2 separate regions of the Mus musculus genome follow, and region 1 is linked to region 2. A link is a loop called in an ENCODE intact Hi-C map of the cell type or tissue named here. Cell type or tissue: gastrocnemius. All regions are shown on one strand. Each heading gives the region's core, and the rest is flanking DNA. Links, peaks and the distances in the headings are about the cores only.

What was found. Peaks named below come from ENCODE experiments on the same cell type or tissue, not always from the same donor. Only the 100,000 strongest peaks of a DNase experiment are listed, where the experiment ranks them.
Region 1: a loop joins it to region 2, with 2.2 times the contacts of the local background. A loop is called at or near these places in 3 of 42 quality-filtered maps.

What each region holds. Positions count from the first base shown.
Region 1 is chr12:51,783,720-51,786,538 of GRCm38, reverse strand. It overlaps Hectd1 (HECT domain E3 ubiquitin protein ligase 1), which reads left to right. Exons shown (of 43, transcript NM_144788.2): 17 at 584-730; 18 at 2,263-2,357. Among named protein-coding and RNA genes, the nearest start is that of Gm5785, 43 kb to the left of the region's middle. In gastrocnemius, for the core only: a CTCF peak has its summit at 1,486 (motif pointing right); no DNase peak of the experiment used is centred there.
Region 2 is chr12:51,899,444-51,902,262 of GRCm38, reverse strand. The region is part of intron 23 of Heatr5a (HEAT repeat containing 5A); the gene reads left to right. Among named protein-coding and RNA genes, the nearest start is that of Gm34894, 49 kb to the right of the region's middle. In gastrocnemius, for the core only: no CTCF peak of the experiment used is centred there; a DNase peak (open chromatin) is centred at 1,505.

The DNA.
Region 1 (2,819 bases), core at 295-2,794, 120 kb after region 2:
GGCTTTCATGATACATGACAGTTATATGAAGATCAGATGTTAGTTTTGTTGGATTTGTTTTATTGTACATACCATGCTTATTCATCTTCATATTTTCTGTGAGTGCTTTGCAGTATTGTAATAAGCAAGGCTTAATAGAAGTGCTATATATAGTACCACAGGACTACACAGAAATTATGTAACTTAATGTAACCTAAAATAGTAGGGCTGGAGAGATAGCTCAGTGGTTACATGTATACATTGATTTGTAGAAAACCTCAGTTTGGTTCTTAGCATACAAATTGGGTGGCTCACAACGACCTGTAATTTTAGATCTTGAGAGATTTGATGTTCTGGGTCTCTATAGGCCAAAGCATACAGTGTAACCCCTATTCTCCACATAATTAAAATATTTTTTAAAAAACCCTCTAAAATCTTTACCGCATGTTTTTTACAAACAAATATTGTTGACCTATTCAAAATAATTTGCCTTAGTAATAGGAGCTTTTAATCTAGTGTTATATTATTCAGTTTTCATGGCGTTGTTATGTGTCATTTTCTTAAGGACTGTGTAGTTTTACATTGTTTTTATTTTTTCTTTTAGTGTATCGAAGGTGAAAACACTTGGCGAGACTTAATGAAGACAGCCTTAGAAAACCTAATTGTACTGCTGAAGGATGAGAACACGATCTCACCGTATGAAATGTGTAGTAGTGGTTTAGTCCAGGCACTTCTTACTGTTCTAAACAATGTAAGTATATTTAGGGCTACAAAGCAAAAACAGAATGAAGTCCCAAAGGTGATTTTAAGTGTTGTTAGTCACGAAACATTTTAATACTAAGTAAATTTAATATTTCTAATTACTTTTCCTTTGAGTTACATCATTACATTAAATCAATGGAATGAGATAATTGAACCTTCATGAAAAACTTAAAAAAGTGTTCCCGTTTTATTTTAGTGAAGGATTTGCTGAAACCCACTTTATCCTAAGACTGAGCATGTAGTTGTCCACTTTCCTCAGAGGTTACATGAAATAAAGCACCTCAGTTCTGAAATCCTACTCAGGAAGCTACTCTGTAAGATAGTGTTAGAAAGTATAATGGAACTGTTTAGTAAATAATCATATATTTCTTTTACACTTGATCTACTGTAAATATGTTTTATAAAAATATCTTCCCTTATTTCAGTAAAGAAAAACTTTATTTATTTATATTTTTTTTATTTTTTATTTTTTGGTTTTTCGAGACAGGGTTTCTCTGTATAGTCCTGGCTATCCTGGAACTCACTTTGTAGACCAGGCTGGCCTCGAACTCAGAAATCCGCCTGCCTCTGCCTCCCGAGTGCTGGGACTAAAGGCATGCGCCACCACGCCTGGCTAGAAAAACTTTCTTATGTCAGTTCTACTTGCCGTTTTAATTTCTTTTTTTAGCTTGAAATTTTAAAATTATTTTATGTGTATGGGTTTTTGCCTGCATGTGTGAGTACCACACGTATGCAGTGCCCATGCAGGCCACAAGAGGGCATTGGAGCCCCTGGAACCGGAGTTACATCAGATGTGAGCAGACTTGTTGGTGCTGGGAGTAGAATCTAGGTTCTGGAAGAGCATCAGTCTCCAGCCCTTTACCATGATTCATTCATTCTTTTGTTTTTCTAAGACAGAGTTTCTCAGTGTATTGCTGGCTGTCCTGAAACTCACATTGTAAGCCAGGCTGGCCTGGACCTGAGAGATCTACTTGCCTCTGCCTCCAAAATGCTAGGATTAATGACTTGTGCCACCATCACCAGGATCTCACTTTAATTTCTATTTGTTGATAAAGTTTGAATTTTCTGAAAATCTTTAACTTCAGTGGGTCTTAAATTCATAAAGTTTGCCAGTTGTATTTTTTCTATTTACTGAAATTATAATAATAATTGATAATATATCATTTATTAATATCTATTAAACCATGGTTTTTATTTCTTTCACTTAAATTCATTAAACTAGTACAATAAAAATGGAAATGAATTGACTCTCGTTCAGTTGAAATCACTGGCCTTCTTTGGGAAACACTGGTATAAGCTTGCACAGTTAACGTTAGTGAAGAGAAACAAGTGCATATTAGTCCCCGCCTCCTCAGCTCACAGGGCCCTCTGTACCTTTTTTAATTTGAAGATTGAATGAGTAATGAGTTTACTGAAATTGTCTTGATAATTTTATAATGTGCATGTTCTATAAGCGTCTACTAATTGTCAGTAAAATCGATAAATATGCTCTTCTTTGACCTACTTTTTGTTTTTCTTTAGAGTATAGATTTGGATATGAAGCAAGATTGTAGTCAACTGGTAGAAAGAATAAATGTCTTCAAAACAGCCTTTAGTGAAAGTGAAGATGATGAGAGGTAAAGAGACAGGAATGTGCAGCCATCCGGCATGCTGTCACCTTTTCACGTGCTTGTTACTGCTCATCACATGCTTGTCACATGCTTGTCTATGCTTGTCATATGAAATGCTTGGATTTAATACCTAGCGTCCAAAACAAAAATGAACCCCAAATTTCTTTTACTTTGATACTTGTCATGTTCATATACTTGATATATGTCCTTGAAATAAGTCTGTGTTTATATACACACGGAATTATTTTATTTATATTTTGATAAATATAAAATTTAAAAATTTTCAGTCTAATAGAAGAAAGTAAAACATGTTTGCCAGGACTTCAGCTGATCATTTAAAATACATAGCTGTTTAAGATGCAGTCATTTGTTTCACAGTTACATAACGCTGGGTGTAACACACACCTGTAGTCCTGTGCCTGAGGAGATGATAGCAGGTAGATTGAGTTTAAGACCAGCCTAAGCTAA
Region 2 (2,819 bases), core at 105-2,604:
TGGTTTTTTTGTTGCTGTTGTTGGTTTTTTTGGTTGTTTTGGGGTTTTTTTTTTGGTTTTTGGTTTTTTTGTTTGTTTGTTTGTTTGTTTTTGATTTTTCCGAGACAGGGTTTCTCTGTGTAGCCCTGGCTGTCCTGAAACTCACTCTGTAGACCAGGCTGGCCTCAAACTCAGAAATCCGCCTGCCTCTGCCTCCCGAGTGCTGGGATTAAAGGTGTGCGCCACCACACCCGACTAGGATGAAGTATTTTAAAGGAAAAAGTACTTTGAAATCCCTCTAGGTTTTGTTCTGTTTTGTCTGCTTTGACTTCTTAGTGGCTGGACCTGATACCATCTGCTGTCTACACCTTAAGATTTGTAAGGATGTCTACTTTAAAAAGAGCACATACTTTTTCTGGCTGGGGATCTGGTACAATTCAGTGATAGAGCACTTGTCTAACAGATGAGAGGCCCTAAATTCAATCCCCAGAAAAACATCACCTCTAATCCTGTAGAGCAGGAGGATTAAAAGACAATCCAGACAATCCTCACCTACATACAAGACTCACTGCAACCTCGGCCACATGGAACGTTATCTCAAAATCATTTTTTCAATGCGTACATAATTAGACTGATTTTTTTTTCTCCTGTTTCTTTTTTTTTTTCTATTCCTCCTGCCCCCGTGCCCCAAGGGCCGGGACTGTGGTGTGCACCACCATGCTCAGTTTTGACTTTAGAGTCATGCTCCCTGAGGTTCCTGACTCAGTTGTATTTTCATTTTGTTTGCCTCTGGCTCTTCCTTGACCAGAACTCATAGAGACGGAGCCTGGATCCCAGACCTGGTACTGGATTTTCATTCAGTTACCAATGGCTTCTGGGAGCAGTATCACCCAATACGTAAGCAAAGTACCTTCATTCAGAGTCCTTCACACACACACACAGACACACACACACACACAGACACACACACACACACACACACAGACAGACACACACACACACATACACACACACACAGACACACACACACACACACGCACGCACACACAGAGACACACACACACACACAGACACACACACACACACGACACATACACACACACACAGAGACACACACACACACACAACACACACACACACACACACACATTCACTTAACATATCAAAAAGATCATTCATCCTGATAGTATCTACTATACATCCTTCAATTCTTTTTAATCCCAGTATTTTCCACCTCTGCTTTTGCATGGCATATGGCCCACTTTCCTGAACCCTCTCAAGGGCCCTTTCTGGGTTTCTAGCTTCTCCAGACTCTCCAAATTAAACTTACAGACCTAGAAATAGGAAACTAGGACTCATGGGAGAGACAGCATGAGCCGTTTGACTTTCTGGGCCTCTTCAACTCAGTACATTTCCAGTCCCGTCCGTCCCGCTGCTGATTTCATCGTGCCAGGTTTTCTCTCAGCTGAGTAGAACCACACTGTGTGTGTGTACCACGTTTTCTCACCCATTCATTCACCAGCTAATGAGCAGCTGGGCTGACAGAGCAGCAGTGAACATGATGAGCAGGCACGTTGGCATGATGGCAAAGCATGGAATCCTTTGGGTGTCTGTACCTAGAAGTAGCATAGCTGAGCCATCTGCTGGTCTTCTAGCTTCTTAAGAAACCTGCATGCTAATTTCCATAGTGTCTGTACCAGTTTGCACTTGAGCCAACAGTAGACAAGGGTTCCTCTTTCCCCACATACATGTAACTGTGGAGGTTAAGCACAGTAGGACTGAAAGGCCAGCTTCTAGGTCTGTGGCTCCAGCAGACTGCACTTGGTTCGCCCATGTTCACTGCAGCGTCCTTTCCCTTTCTGACACGTGTCGCAGGGGATGCCAACTTGGGCCACATGGAACTTTATCTCAAAATCATTTTTTCAATGCTTCCTTTCCTCGTGGTTGCTTTAGACCCTGCCTTCTACTTTGACTTCTGATACTGCAGGTCTGATTTATTCCGCCGTTGTTGTTGTTTTTCATTAATGCTCTGTAGTTTGATTTCATCCTTTCTTATTGGGAAAATGTCTTTCTGTAGACTCTTTTTTTAATAAAAAAAAAAAAAAGAAAGTAAGAGGGAGAGAGGGAGGGAGAAAGGGAGGGAGGGAGGGGGGAGAGAGAGAGAGAGAGGAGATAGTGTCATACACCAGGCCTGGTTGTGTACACCTTTAATCCTATTACTAAGGAGGCAGAGGCAGGCAGATCTCTTAGCTTGAGGCCAACCTGGTCTACAGAGTGAGTTCCAGGACAGCCAGGGCTATACAGAGAAACCCAGTCTCAAAAAAAGAAAACAACAAAACAAAACAAAAAGTGGCTGATTTGCTGTATAGCATTAGTTCCATTTCATTTGTAAGGCTAGCAGCTAAGGAGTTAACAGGTTTCGGCATGATGATTTATGCCTTTAACCCCTGCTCTCTGCAGGCAGAGGCTGGTAGATCTCTAAGAGTTCAGAACTGACCCTGTCTCAAAAGAAAAAGTTAATAATGAGTCAGTTCCTTAATTGGTGCATAGAATCATAGCTTTGAGACTATAATAACAGTGAATGTCCTAAGAAAAATATTTTTAAAGGTGTGTCACACAGGTATGTGTTCTGAATATTTCAATAGGTTTGAGACAGAGCCTTCTTCAATCCATTCATAGCCTCATTATTGTGATTGTGAATTTCATTAGGTGCAGCCATCTTCATGCACAGGATTGATAATTATCACAGTGTGTTGTAATGTTGTCATCATTCCTGTTGTGTGTGATGCGTGATGACGGGGTACATGTGTGTGGAGATCAGCCTGGCAGCTGAAATTGTT